Regions from separate parts of the Homo sapiens genome. Here region 1 is linked to region 2. Evidence: chromatin loops called from intact Hi-C (ENCODE). Cell type or tissue: A673. All regions are shown on one strand. Links, peaks and the distances in the headings refer to the core of each region. The heading gives the core; the rest is flanking DNA.

Evidence for each region. Peaks named below come from ENCODE experiments on the same cell type or tissue, not always from the same donor. Only the 100,000 strongest peaks of a DNase experiment are listed, where the experiment ranks them.
Region 1: it touches region 2 in a loop (2.7-fold over the local background); 1 of 110 quality-filtered maps calls a loop at or near these places.

The regions. Positions count from the first base shown.
Region 1 is chr6:97,692,381-97,700,607 of GRCh38, reverse strand. All of the region lies in intron 3 of LOC101927314 (a long non-coding RNA gene), which reads right to left. Among named protein-coding and RNA genes, the nearest start is that of MIR2113, 330 kb to the left of the region's middle. In A673, for the core only: no CTCF peak of the experiment used is centred there; no DNase peak of the experiment used is centred there.
Region 2 is chr6:97,493,099-97,501,325 of GRCh38, reverse strand. All of the region lies in intron 1 of LOC101927314 (a long non-coding RNA gene), which reads right to left. Among named protein-coding and RNA genes, the nearest start is that of MMS22L, 210 kb to the right of the region's middle. In A673, for the core only: a CTCF peak has its summit at 3,407; DNase peaks (open chromatin) are centred at 2,775 and 3,395; H3K27ac peaks cover 1,489 bases.

The DNA of each region.
Region 1 (8,227 bases), core at 1,464-5,463, 200 kb before region 2:
TCCCGGCTCAGCCTCTGAGTAGCTGGGACTACAGGCGCCCGCCACCACACCCGGCTAATTTTTTGTATTTTTAGTAGAGACGAGGTTTCACTGTGTTAGCCAGGATGGTCTCGATCTCTTGACCTCGTGATCCGCCTGCATCGGCCTCCCAAAGTGTTGGGATTACTGGCGTGAGCCACCATGCCCGGCTGCATGTGGGATTTCTTTTCTAATGCCCTTAACCCATATTTGGTGGCAACGTGGCAGTAGGAAAGTGCATGCGGCGGTAAGGGGTTTCTACGCCATCCTCAATAAAATCATTCAGTCATAAATAAACATGAGTGATCTTCCACCATGATACTATCCTAATCACTTAGCAGGCTAGAGGCAGAGTCTCATTGTAGCAAACATTCACACACACAGCCTACATACGAAAGCTTTGCTGCTGGACAGGGGTCTTCTAACCTCTCAAAAAAACATTTGTGTGTGTTTTCTTCATAATAGCAACATCAGTGACATCTTGTCTTCTAATTGTTTATATATTATCTCCTAATCACCTCTCCCAGCTCATAACTCACAGCAAGTTGCTCTAGGACTGGAGGGAAGCTTGAGAACATACAATAGAGAGATCAAAGGATTTAGAACACTAAAATTTATACACACACAAAAAATGTTTTAGAACATCAGAGGAGGTGGCAACCCAATAGTTATTAACTTTCAGGCTTAATAAATTTTTTTCAGATACTTTAAGACAGTCAAAATGAGTAGACCAGTTGTTTGATTGCTTGTATATCTTAATGCAGAATTTAAGTTTTACTTTTGTTTGGTTCTACTGGATAAACATAGATTTTCAAGACTGTAAGGTTCACATGAGGCTTAGTGATGTTTTCATCCAACATCTTCATTGTGAAGATGGACAAACAGACCTAGACAAGGTCTAAGCCCTGCAGCCATTTTAGCAAAGTACGCACAGCAGGTCCATGGCAGAAGGCCTCAGTGGGCCACTAGGTTAAATGTCCTTTCTACAAAATGACACAATACTGGCTGAGAAAACAGGTGAAGTCAAACAAATTTTAAGCAAAAATCATCACAGAAATTCTTTAAAAGAAAAGTATTTTGTATTGTCAGGTGCTATAAGCTTAGAACTTAGACTTTGCTAACTACAACCCAAGCTCACTGGACCACTGAGAAAAGTATTCATTTGACATAATAGCTTTTTTAAAAAAATTGATGCAGTGAAGATTGGTTGAAAGTAAAATTTTGAGCAAATTATTGTCAGGGCACCCATACACATATGGCTTTAATGTCTACTTTCTGTGGTGGAAACAGAGTACCTGAAAAGAGACACTTATATTTGCCATACTAAACCTTTCTATTAATCTAGTAGCTGGCATTTCAGTCAGCTTATGTCAGGAAAATTTATGTTCAACATTTCATTTTTCTTGCTGAGATTATTGCGATATTCTAACATTCTCTTGCTTCCAGTATCTCCTACATACAATTTCCCCACACATTGCTGTCACAGCTGTCTTCCTACTCTATAAGTTTGAACTAGTCAATTCTTCCCTTAAAAACTTTCAGTGTTTCCACATTGTCTATATATACATTTAAAAAAAACTGTCATCTTTGGTGACACATTCAAATATCATGAAAATTGCCCATGTGACTCTGGAGTCCAGAATCAAATACTTCCCCATACATACTGAGATCATCCAAACTATTCAGTTACCAAATGTCTCCAATATCTTTCCTTATCCTTTTCCATACAGTCAAATACCTATTGAAGCAATTCTCTTCTTCAATATATAATTGTCACCTTCTCCTTTAAGCACTCTTTGGTTTTGAGCCAGGAGATTCATATCTGTATTCCAATATTAGTTGGTGGTTTGAATTTATTCTCCAGCGTTTAAAACCTTCTTCTTTGAATTATATTGATGCATTTGCATATATTTCACTCAAGTTTAAAATACGTTATGAAAGACTTCCTGCTTCATGTTTATACAGTTAAGCAAACTTTGGCCTCCTATAAGACTTTCATGAGACAGCACAGTAACAAGTTGTTTCAATGAATACTTTTTTTCCCCAATTTTCCGTCTTACTAAAATCTATATCTATCCTGTATCTACCAGGAGTATATGAGGAAAAGGCAGGAGTTTAGAAGGAGTAATTCATAAATAGTTAAGCTGTACTTCCAAAGCACTGCCTAAAGGATTTCCTTATTTCCAGTCTCACATCATTCCAAATCAACACAATACTATCTGGTTGGTCACTCAAAATTGCAAATCTGATTATTGTTCACGTGTTACCCATCTTTGAATTGTAACTTTAATATAATTTGAATATATGTACATTTTTAGCTATAATATAACATTCTAACTCCAAAACTTTGCATGTGGGAAGTGGCGTCTATCTGGACAGTCTCATCTCCTACCCTTCCTCCATGTGCACCTTTGCCTGGTATCCTGAATACCTCAGTGCCTTTAAACATGACATTCTTCTGTCAAGATTGGCTTTGCCCAACTTCTCTTCCTGTCAAATGCCAGACTTTAGCTCCTCTGAGAAGCCACCCCAGTACCTTCAGGAAAGTACTGTGTGTGCCCTCTTCTTATAGCATTGTCTGTTTGATTTATTGTGTTCTCATTGCATTCCCTAATTGATTTATTGTTTTGTAACTGCTTCTATCACTGTCTCCTCTGAAATATTGTAAGCTATTTAATGGTAGGGGTCTTAGTCTCATTTTATTGCATATACAGCATAGGGTCTGGCACATGGTGGGAGAGCAAATAAATATTTTTAAGTGGACAAATACAAGAATGAGCACCAGATAGATAAGAAAATGACAAGAAACTTCATTTTTCTTGCCTGGGAGGAGAGACCCAGTGTGGTATAGCCTGGTCATCCAAATGTCTTTCTGAATGAATTATAAAACCTTAGTCTACCCTCATGACACCAGCATCTCACCCTGCTGACTAACCATGATGGTGACCTCATGTCAGAACAGTCTGGAATGTTTGGGAACATTCCAGCAGAAGTGAAGTAAACCTGGTTCTTGAAATCATATGCTTTTGCTTGTTAAGTAAAATACTAAATGTCAATATTACCCTTCTAACTGACATTCAGTATTTTACTTAACAAGCAAAAGAGTATAATTTCAAGAACCAGATTTACTTCATGTCTGTTCCTCTAATCACCAAAAATATATCTTCCATTAATTTATCTCTGTTTCTAATGATTATAAACCAACAAAGCAAATATTGGTGTTTGTAATTTTTCACATAAAAAATTAGAGGCATTCACACAGTCCAAGACAGAATGTTAACATTTTTTTCTCATGCAGCCATGTGAAATTATCATCAAAAGCATTTACAAACTGTTAATGATTGTGTGTCCCTGTGCAAATAGAAATAACATGATTAACCAAAGTCCCTACATATATGATATTGAGAGGTACAGCTCAGGTCAAATGAAAAGCAAACATTTGGATAATTTATTTAGAAAAGTTTCTTTTCCCTGGGTTTCATCTGTGTATCATATCCATCTTTGTTTTGCCCCCAATATCGTGTATTTGATAGAGAATCAAAAGCCGGCAGGTATACTGACATTCCACTTCATCATTCAGGGGCTTCTAGTTTTCTAGCTCTATTGTAAGTGTTCAAATTTTAGACTCCTAAAACTTTCCCTAAAGTCTAAAAAAAAAAAAAGTCTACAAAAACGCTTTTTTTTTTTTTTTTTTTGAGACAGAGTCTCGCTCTGTAGCCCAGGCTAGAGTGCAGTGGTGCAATCTCAGCTCACTGCGACCTCTGCCTCCCAGGTTCAAGAGATTCTCCTGCCTCAGCCTCCCGAGTAGCTGGGACTACAGGGATGCACCACCACGCCCAGCTAACTTTTTTTGTATTTTTAGTAGAGATGGGGTTTCACCATGTTGGTCAGGCTGGTGTCGAACTCCTGACCTCAAATGATCCACCAACCTCAGCCTCCAAAAGTGCTGTGATTACAGGCATGAGCCACCATGCCCAGCCACTTCCCTTATTTTCTAAGAGACTCAACAAGTAATTTTGGTTGAAAAGTGACTATGTTATATACATATAACATATATAAGTGTGCATATATATATATATATATATATATATATATACCAGTTAGAAGGCATTTTCCTTCTCACAATTAGTTTAAAACAAAATTCCTTTATCTTATTCCCCCCAAAAAAGCCGAAAAAGCATAATACTGAAACATAAGACAAAACACACAGAAAAAGGGGAAAAAAAATTAGACTATGCCCAGAGCCTACTTATGCCATGTCCACAATCTGCTGAGGCTTTTTTGAAATACATGTTTTCTCTTTCAAACAAAGATAAAAAGACAAGCTTTTAGATCATGGGCTATGGGGAGGAAGAGATAATGTCTCTTGTGCTTTGATGTTACAAGTAGCTTATCATTATAGAAGAGTTCTTGTAATGAAATAAAGGTCCTGGTAAACTGAGCCTGGATATTAAATAACCAGCTTCTACACAGAAGCTTTCTGATACTCCTGTTCCTGAAACTGCAGAGCAAACATGTGCATTACGAACAAACTGCAAAGCTTATTTAATGTAGAGACTCTACTTGATAGTTTTTAAAGATATAACTTAACTAAAAAAGGAAAGTATGATTTCCATGTTCCTCAGGGAGCTTTGTTTAGAAATGTTTCTAAAATACCAACTGACAAGAAATTAGGATAAAATTGTCCATTCATCATTAAAAGCAACATATAAAATTGGTTTCAAAGTACTGTGCATTCTCTGTAAACAGAAATCGCAACCTATTGAATAATATTCAAAATGCCAATGTGTTGTTACCTTTCGTTGGTTTTAAATTAGAGGTAAATACAGGTGAAGTTTGAAAAAATATGTTAACTGTAGGTTAACAAGTAGCCTTTTAAACTGTGGCATTCTGAGCAAAATAATTATTTAAAGAAATTTGCCATATATCCTTTAGAAACATAAAAGTTTTTTGATAAAATTATTTAGGTATATATGGAAAATTCAGACAACCAATAGAAGTATAAATGAGAGATTATAAAATTCATACAAGATGTATACCACCCAGAGATTGTCACTGTTTGCCAAATTCCCTTCCAGACCTCTTTATAGACATATATAAATATGGGCATATATGGAAGGGGCCTCGTGATCCGCCCGCCTCCGCGGATAGACAGATGGACATAAACAGTCCTATATTAAAATCATGTCAATATGCACAGTACTATGTGACCTGCTCTTTCTCTCAGAAAAAATTCACAAACATCTTTCCAAGTCAATTAAAATATATTTTTAACAGTTAGTACAGCATTTGTACCAAGGCTTGTTTTTCCAATTTCTCTTTTTTATTTTATTTTATTTATTTATTTATTTATTTATTTATTTATTTATTTATTTATTTATTTTTGAGACAGAGTCTCGCTCTGTCACCCAGGCTGGAGTGCAGTGGTGCGATCTCGGCTCACTGCAACCTCTGCCTCCCAGGTTCAAGCGATTCTCCTGCCTCAGCTTCCCGAGTAGCTGGGATTATAGGCACGCGCCACCACACTCGGCTAATTTTCTATTTTTAATAGAGATGGAGTTTCACCATGTTGGCCAGCTGGTCTTGAACTCCTGACCTCAAGTGATCCATCCACCTCAGCCTCCCAAAGTGCTGGGATTACAAGGATGAGCCACCGCGCCCAGCCTATATTTCCAGTTTCTTGATGATGGACATCTAGGGACAGTAATTCTTTTATAGTTCAATAATAAAATATTATATAGATTGATTTGTAGACCATGTCTTTCCAAAAGGAACTTATAGTGGCTTACAAGAAAAATATAAGTTATAAAAGAAAAATTATTTGATATAAAAAAACAGAAAAGAGAAACAAATAAAAGGAAGAAAAAATATAAAACTCTCCTGAGAAGTAGTGTTTTGAATAAATTAGTCCTTAATTCAGGCTTCCAAATTCATCAGTAAAATACCTAAGGCAAAACAGAAAAATTCAAAATGAAAATAAATACTAGAAACAAGAATCAACAGCCACTGCCAAATCTGGATAGAATCTCCATCGACTTAAAACCTAACTGAATTAGATTTAGTAAAACAATGGCTCACAAATATAGCTACAAGTGGCACAAGAAACAGAGGAGATATTCTGACCATAAAGAAAAGAAAACAACATGCTACTTCTTGTGATAGAATACCTCTGCAAAGACACATAGCAAACTAGTAACAGTGATTGTCTTTAGCTAGGGCAAGTGGAGAATTCTGGCAATGTAGGACGCAGGGGGAATTTACATTTATTACATGTTCTGTTATGGCTTTAATATTTCTATTACAAAATACAAAAATACATTTCCTCAGTAAAAAGTTAATTACAATGTCTAAAACTTTTTCAGCCCAATATGGAATAAGTCCATTTAAAAACTATAAAGTATTATCTTAATTTTAAGTAAAAATATGGTATTTATATATATAAATGAATATATTCATATGTGAGTAAACTCATGATTTATTTTCTTCCATCTCCTTTGAAGATTTTCTTCTGTTTCTAGCATGAACATATTGTTGTATAAGCAGAAAAGCTCATACTTAAAAATAACTTGCAAAGTAATTTAAAAAAACAAGAAAGAGAACACTAAATGTAAAAATTATGATTCAATCACAATTCTTTTCAAAGCAAAATATAAACTCTAATTAATCATTTCACTATTAAAAGAAAAGGAACAAAAGTAAATGAAGTTAATTTGAGAAGTTAGCCAAATAATTTTAAAAGTCAATGGAAAACAAGGGAAAAGAAAGAAAATAGAAAGAGAAATTTTAAAAACACACAACCATTTTTAAAAAATAAAGCTATGCTTTAAAACATTAAAAAATCCCTTAATTATAATCAAGAAAAAGTGAAAAGTCAAACAACACTAGAAATTAAAAACATATAAAGAAAGCAAAATCTCTGCTAATAAATCTTTGAACGTATCTCCCCCATTCCCCCTTATCCAGTCCACCCATACTGGTCTCTTTGCTTTTCCTTGCATATGCCAGGCATATACTTGCATTTGCACTTGATTTTCCTCCTACCTAAAATTCTTTCTCTGGACATCAGCAAATTCACTCCTTTAAGTCTTTTTCCAATGTCACCTCCTCAGTGAGACCTTCCTTGACTACCCTATTTAAAATTGCACACATGCATGCACATACACACCTGACACTTTCTATCCCCCTTCCCAGTTTAATTTTTTTTCTTGCTCCTTATGACTATCTAATATAGCCTATGTTTTGGCCGGGCGCGGTGGCTCATGCCTGTAATCCCAGCACTTTGGGAGGCTGAGGCGGGGGGATCACGAGGTCAGGAGATCGAGACTGTCCTGGCTAACACGGTGAAACCTTGTCTCTACTAAAAACACACACACAAAAAACAAAAAAAAAACAAAAAGAAAACAAAAAAAACAAACAAATATAACCTATGTTTTACTTATTTATCTTGTTTATTATCTTTTTCCCTCCCTCAATAAGAATAGGTGTAAGTGAGCAGTGATTTTTCTGTTTTTCTTACTGTACATGGTAGATGCTCAGTAAATATTTGTTGAGTGAATGAATAAAAAAATTTTAAAATCTTGATATAAAATTTATGTTCTGGGCAAATACAAAGTATCCAAATTAAGGGGGGAAACAAAATAGAAAGCTGAATTGGTCAGGAGAAATTAACAAAGCTATAAAATAATTTCATCCCAATTTGGTAAAACTTTCATAGTCCTATGGTTTCACCATTATGTTTCTTCAAAATTTCAGAAAGCAGATAAATCTCTGTCTACACATATCCAAATACGCTGAAATTCGGAAAGAACTATTAACATATATTTGTGTATATTTACATGTGTGTACATATTTTATATATATATGTATGTACACATATACTTTCATGTAAGTATAGTGAAAAGATGATATATTTGATATACAGAGTTTTATGTGAGATTTTTAATGGTGAATTTGTAATGTAAACATACTTTCAAACATGTTTTTTTCCTTAACAACATAAAAAACCTTTAGAAGTCACTAAACATTTTTGGAAAATATTAATTTTTCACAACAGTGGTATTCAATACATTAATGTAACAATAAATTTTAAGATTAACAAATTTTGTTAGCTTTCTATTTTTATCTTTCTATTTTTCTATTAAAATGAAATCTGAAATAAACATTTTTATTAATTTATTAAATGTTTAGTGATTGCCTATAATGAGCTAGA
Region 2 (8,227 bases), core at 1,369-5,368:
ATTTTTTGTATTTTATAAAAATAAATTGCATAAGTTTAATGGCATATGATATTGACATGTAGAGTCCCCAAAACCTTTTATATTTATGAATATGAATATGAAGCATTGCATCACTGATTATAAAATGAACTTAGAAAATCATTATAGTCAAGTTCCAGTTTTAATCTTTGTGAAGTTGTTCCATTCAATAATGAGGTGACTCGTCCAATAATATGGAAACTGTTTCAACCAAAATCATTCAGCAGTTCATTATGTGGTAAAATGTAAATCCAGAAATGTCATAAGCAAGGTACCTTCAGAGTGCTCCGTTACGGAATCACAGAAATTAGAAAAGCCCTGTGAGGTCACTCACTTCATCTGTTCCTGGTATCAGGGTGCTCTCAGCAAAATATTTTCAAATATAGAGTCTATTCTCCCATTATGAGATTCTATTATTTCTCCTTTCATTGCATTACTTTTTTCACTATGATGAATTGTTTTCTAACCTGACAATCATTGCCTTTAAACGTTATTGGACTTTTTGTAACAAATAAATAATTCTGCCCTTACCTACTTGTAACTAATCCCTCTTATTACTGCTATATCCTTCTTACAGACACTCTTTAAAACAGACCTCAAACATTTTTTAAAAAAACAGAAGGCTAACTAACATATATTTTGGCCAGTAAAAGGTACATGAGAATCACTAACTAGTATTGTCTGAAAGTTCCCTAGAGGATCCAGAGATCTTAGACAGTCACTTCCTATCTACTAACAATGTAAAAAGTATACCTATCTGTTCAATTTCCAAGCTTTTTTCACTCTCAACAACTTGTTAATCAGTACACTTGGTTTAGCCCCAAATACAAACATAAAATTTTGGAAAAATTTAAAGTAGCTCTTATTAGGAAGAGTTTTAGCACCACCCTCTTACCCCCGCAACCTCATCCAAGTCCTATACTTTAAATATGAGAAAATAATTAAATCCTAGAAAGTAATTTATGTGGTAAAACAACTGATTAATTTACAATTAGAAAGCATAGATTTTTAAGTCTAAAAAGAGTCTCAGATTCTGTGACCTCTGGTAAACCATTAGCTTTCCAAGACCCAATTACTTGCCTATAAAATAGAAATAACAATATGAACAATATGAACTCAAACATGAGTTAACATGGGAATGAAATAAAGTATTTTAAAATGCTCTTAGCACAATGCCAGGCACACAGTGAGTGCTCGAAAAATGATGCCAATTAGTACAAAATGAAGCCTAGAAACCAGCATTTAATAGGATTTCCTTAGGCACATTTATTCATGCCACTTTTTGTCTCTCCTCGCCTATATATTATGAATCAGTGGAAAGGCAAAATTAAGCTTGTGTTTAAAACTACATAAAAGAAATTTACTTATCAAGACATCCAAAATGTATTGCAACTAAAGATCTTTAAAAAGGTATGAATATATAAAATAGTGCCCGTTAGATATCGCAGAGTAAAAATTTAGCCCAGGTTCAGGGTAATGAGGAGATTACATATCAGCATTGCAAAGAACCAGATTTTTTTATCAGTTTCATAAAATATATTGACAATAAAATGTTTGCATGTTGCAAACTGTTGCAAAAGTGCAAAATCTTGCACTTCTGAACATAATACTATAATTTTTGTTACTTTTTAAAAAGAAAATGCATTTTTCATAACTTAAAAATAATACATGTAGTGAAGAAAATTTTCCAGAGCACAAAATGTGAAGAAAAAAAGTCATTCAAAATCCTACTACCCAGAAAAAAAATTGCTTTTAACATTTTGATGAAAATATTTAAATCTTTTTAATGTATATTTTATTGTTATTTAATATGAAATTGGGTTTATCGTATGTGTGTGTTGTTAGGGAGAAAGATTATATGCCCTTTTATAGCCTACCTTTTTTTTGCAATTATAAATGGTGAGCATTTATCCATACCATTATATATTCTTAAAAACATGATGTTAAAGTAGCATATTATAGGGATATGTCAGTACTTTGCTAAGCTTCCATTTTATTGTAAAATATTTATACTGCTCCCAGTAACTCTTTAATAAGCATCTTTTATTTCTATGACACTCCCTTCAAAATAGAATTTTCTGTCATCAATTAAAGTAAAATCTCCTTGAAGCCACAACTCTTGCCCAACTGGTAGTTGATTTCAACTACCCCCACCATATTATGGATATTCAATAAGAACCACTCTAAGAAATATGTCCCCACCAATTAACATTCAATAAAAATATTTCTCCTTTCAAACACTATGAAACTGATTCACACATTCATACTACTCCGAGTTCCTCATAGTGCCATAATAAATTTTGCATGAAAAACTTAATAATTACAGCTAAATATGGCCCCCTCTCTCTGGAAATTTTTTCTATAAACCGTGGGACTTTATAAATACCAATACAATCAAGATACATCTATAAATTCACCTGTTTTGTTAACCATTGTAATGCCTAGATGACTCTGTAACATGAAAAGATACGGTTGACAACAGGAAAAACTGTCCTGTTTCACATAGATTGCAAAAACGTTCACATTTTTTAAATGTCATCTCTTAAAAACCCAAAACATCATATTTCTGATAGGTGTTTCACACTCAAAGAGCACATTTGCCTTATACATTTACACAATTTGGGGATTTAAATTTGTAATGGCAATCAAATAAATCAAACATTTAAAATAATTTTGGATCTAATATATGCCAACTGCATTGGGCTGGGGAACTTCCTATCTGAAGATTGATTTAAGAGTAATTTTGAAGTCAGGTCATTATCATAACAAAGAAAAAGAACCAAATTACATCACGTCAAAAGAAAAAAAAAAACAGAAAGTTGACCATTTTAAGAATGATTGTAACTATCCTTGGGGGAATAAATGGGCAAAAATAGATTTTTTGAAAAAAAAATTAAATAGAAGTCTTTTCTTAAAAAAAATTAAAGTGTGTGCTTACACATGTTAAACTAATGCTATAAGATATTTCTTCTATTCATTGCCTTTAAATTCCTTCTGGTCTAACTCTTCCAAAGTAAAAAGCATTCTATTGCAACAAAAGAGTTTTATTTTAATACTGCTTTATTTAAATTCAAAGCAGAGGGTTTATAAGGCATAAGCACCAGTTATAATGAAAGACAGTGCTTTTGGAAACCATGAGTCTTTTATCTAGTCTTTTAAGATTTATTCACTAGCACAGAAGCTTGCCACCGAAAGTGAGGATTTAGACCGATTAAACTAGAGTTATACAGAGATGATTTGGAATTTTGGAACTTTGGAAAATAAGTTTATTTTCACACTTCCAGTAGAATCAGTTACCAGGTTAGTAATACAATTAAACTGCCATGTCAGGAGCAGACATTTTATGCAGTGTGCAAGACTGTACCTACTACTGCACAGCGCCACCTGGCAGCAGGATAAAGAATTGTGTCACTGCGGCCTCCTGAGAAGACTCACTAATTGGTACAGTACACTGTGTTCTCCTGAAAGTTCCCAACTGATGCTGACCTCATTTTCCTCATTAAAAATGGACACATTCACATACCAAGTCTGAAAAGCTGGAGGTTTTGCTCAGTTGGCTTTTGTTATTTGTACTTTTTAAGCATCTTAATTTAAAACACCTCATTTTCAAAGAATATCTTCACTCCAGCTGATCACAACTGATCATGATGAATGTGTCCACATTTTTCAAAAATAATTTGTCATCAGTTTTTATGTAGATCATCACAACAAGTTAATTTACAACAATGACACAAAGAAAAATCAGGTGTTCAGTGGAATGTAGCTATTTGCCTCTTTGGAGAAGAAACACCACCCAAAAACAATAATAGCCTTTCATATTCCTGTGCTTGAATCATTCCTGTTTTTATTTATGTGTTTATACACATATAAACATATGCATTTGTACCCTGCATATGCATATAAACACATTATTTGTACATGTTAACATGAACAAAATCTTATTAAATCCTTTCAACTTTCTTTTCACAATGATTTACTTGTAAATTGAATACATGTAAACTAGAGACACTCACAAAAGAAACACTTAAACAGTAACTGTTTCCATAATCCAATGAAATGTACATAGTTTTATTTATTTTTTTGACTATTAAAAAAATAGTCCTAAACAATTATCATTTGTCATCCCCATTTCTTCATAGTTTCATACTAAGAAAAAGGGGGTAGAGTGGGGAGAAAAGAAATTGATAATGATTATCTTCAGAGTTCAATTACAACTGAAATTCCAAAACTAGTACTGTCAATTCAATGAGCAAAATATTGGGCTGGGTTCATATTCATATTTAGCTTGCTAGATAATTCTGATTGAAGAGCTTAGAAACCCTCCCTGTGTTGCATTACAGATTTTGAGCCATAAAAAACACTATTTGACAATGCCTTAACTTGTGGGGCAATTGTCACCTAAGAAAAAAAATGAAATGTATTATTTCAAATTTTTTTCCTATTTTTTAAATTTGTGAATATATAGTAGGTCTATATATTTTGGGGTACATGAGATGTTTTGATACAGGAATGCAACGTGAAATAAGCACATCATGGAGAATGGGGTATCCATCCCCTTGAACATCTATCTTCTGAGTTACAAACAATCCAATTACACTCTTTATTTTAAAATGTACAATTAAGTTATTATTGACTATAGTCATCCTATTGTGCTAGCAAATAGTAGGTCTTAATCATTCCTTCTATTTCTACTGTTACCTCTATTCCTACTATTTTACATTCCTTCTATTCCTACTATTTTATTTGTACCCATTAACCATCTCTACCTGCCCCTGGGTCCCCGCTACCCTCCCAGTCTCTACTAACCATCCTTCTACTCTCTATGTCCATGAGTTCAATTTTTTTGTTTTTAAGATCCCACAAATAAGGGAGAACATGAGATGTTTGTCTTTCAGTGACTTGCTAATTTCACTTAACATAATGATGACTGGATCTCGTTCTTTTTATGACTGAATAGTACTCCATTGTGTATATGTACCACATTTTCTGTATCCATTCCTTGGTTGATGGACACTTAGGTTGCTTCTAAATCTCAGCTATTGTAACCAGTACTGCAACAAACATAGGGAGTGCAGATTCTCTTCAAACTGATTTCATTTCTTTTGTGTATATACCCAGCAGTGGAACTGCTGAATCATATGGAAGCTCAATTTTTAGTTTTTTGAGGAAGCTCCAAGCTGTCCTCCATAGTGGTTGTACTAATTTACATTCCCATCAACAGTGTACAAGAGTTCCCTTTCACCACATCCTCACAAGCATTTGTTACCTAAGGCCAATAATGCTTAGATCTGCCCTTTTGAGACTATTTTCTACATCTTATAGGAGTACTTCAGTGTTTTTTATTCTTTCATAAAATGTATTCTTTTCACTTTGTGCTTCTAGCCTTTTCTTCTGTTGTTTCTCAAAAACAAAAGTTTACCTTAGAACCAATCAGAACACTCCCAGATCCTTGATATTTAAAAGCTGACAAAAGTATTTGTCCAGTAAAAATATAATAGCAAGTTGAATATAGCGCATTTCAGATTATACACCCAAATTGTACCTTTTTCTTTAGATTCCTTAGTGGTACATAAGAGATAGCAAAAACATGTTATAGAAAAGACATACATATCGGTAAATTACTTAAATCATTTTTTGTGGATGTGCTTCCCTTCCTTCCTCGAAGCTCTGGGTTGGAACAGCAATCACCACATTAAGAAAAGAAACAGGCAAACAAAAGTGGTGTTCTTCCTGGCCTACCCGTCCATATGTGCTTCCCCCACGTTGGTGGAGTATCTTCCCAGCTGATTTTAGGGATAAGCCCCTCAATTCAAAATTGGGGGTGGAGGGAGGTGCAGAGAAGACAGGAGAAGGCTTATTCAGAAATGCTTATAACCTCACGCTCACATTTAATCTGAGGAACCAGCACACCAGGCCTGAATCATGGCCTACATGGTTGCCCTCAAGGACTGCCCTAAGCAGAGAGGCCCCAGACTCACATGTCTTGAAACACAGACACGCAGATATAGATGCAAGACACAGGATGTGTCCTGGATACCTCTTAAGTCTTACTTCACATTATCTTGGCTCACTGTTTTACTGCAACTTTTGATATGGGAGACAACTGCTTTCAGGAAGCCCCTCACCTCAGGGCCACTCTGTGCCTCCGGCAAAGCCAGCTACATAATTTGCAGGGGTCCAGTGGAAAATTAAAACACAAGTTCTTTTGTTCATAAATAATTATGAATTTTGAAACAGTAAGAGCAACAAGCATTAGGACCTTCAAAGTGTGGGTGCCTGTGAGGGCATAGATCAACACCCATGCAGTTAGCCCTGCTATCTTGCTTTCTGCAGTTGAATTTCTCTGGTGTAATCCCATGTGGGCATCTGTTCAACTAAACCTGAAAATATGTGAGTTAACACCTTTAAGAAACTCTAGAACAGTGGAGAATGGAAGCTAGTAGATAAATGCTCCCTGTTTTCATCCCCCGGATGTACAATTCTGAGGTAGATTCTACAGAGCTCATCAGGAGTCTTTAGTAAGACAGGGTGCTAATTGCCCCGGTGGACCCAGCTTGATAAGGCATCCAGATCATTGCTCTCTCCTTGCTTGTTTCACTTTTCTCAGCAGCTCATTCTTGTTCCTTAGGATCACCTCCCAAAGTAAGCAACCAGCATGAGAGCCCTGTCTCAGGATCTGTTCTGGGGGAAGACCTAGGCTAAGATAGAATAGAAGACAGGTTCAGTGGGTGAGTTTGGAATGAGAATAGGCTAGGAGACCAATTTGAAAGCTATAGTAACAGTTACAAGGAGATGGCAAAAAAAAAAAAAGATTATTTCAGAAATTAAAGAGCAGGATCAAAATTGGTAACTAATTGGATATGGAAGGTGAAAAAGAAAATTTAAATATAACTAAAAGGTTTCTTGTTTGAATAAATAATGGATGGTGATACCATTGACCAAATTAAGGAACTTGGAAGAAAAATCGAAGTATAAAAATAACAAATTTGATTTTGGAGCTGTTGGGCTTGAAGTGCCTCAAGGGTGATCTTTCCGTGAAAATGTATCAGCAGCCAGTTATACTTGAGTATGAAGTCCGTAAACAAATCTAGGTAAAGACACAGGGATGAATATAACTATAAATGCACAAATAAATAGTTATTGAGTACAGAAATAGAGAAAATTTTCTCAAAAATTATTATAATGGCATCCATTCTTTATTTTTACTACTTAAGCTCCTGCTGGCAACCTATTATGTTAAAATATTCCTGTAAGAATTTAAATACAATGGAAAGAAAACCCAAATCAACCAATTACTATATTAAATTATATAAGTGTGAAGAGCTTCCAAAATCAATATTTAAAAATCTCAAGGTTATTATATTCCTTTTTTGACATTATTCTATATTTTCAAATGACATAATCTATTTGAGAATTTAAAGAAATTTAAAATGTTATTAGGAAACTAAAACATTAATACTACTAAACTCTGGGGAACTGCCAAAATTGCTAAGCTTCCAAAGGTTTTCCATCTGACCCCAGATATTTGGCCAAGAACTATAAGGGCAATTTTTTCTTTAAGTAACATTTACTGTAAAAGTCATGCAATCTTTCATTGGTACAGGAAATAGCAAGTTGGTTTTAAGGTAATAGCTCTAAATCAGCTATACCTGAAATCATCAAATTTGGCTTTATTGATCTGTCTTGAGCAGAATTAAAATCTATTTGGATATTTAGGAGTTGACCTTCATTTGCAATGTATTATTCACATATCTATTCTCTTTAAAGTTCTATCTTTGGGATTGCATGTACTTTCAGGATAACCAGGCTTTTCTGTAGGTAGAGCTGTCCAAATGAATCATAAAGAAGTGATGGTGGCATGGAATATAAGGTGCCTTGTTATTCCTAACAACAAATATATGCAACCTCCTAGAGGTGGTCAAAAGCAGGACAAGATACCCCAGTTGAAAAATTCAGAAAGATGCCCTAGCTGAAATAGGAACAAGAGTAGGCCTGAACCAATATACAGCCTCAAGAAAAACTGTCCCAAAGCCTGTGAAACATAGCCAATTGTCACTTTCATAAGCAACAGCATTTTCAGAAACTTTAGCTTCAACATCTAGGATGAATTTGAACCTCTTTCTGCATAATAAAATTACCCTCTTCATTTACAAATAGTTGTAAATCCTAGTTACACCAGTGTGGCTTTTAGCAATTTTCATAACTTTTT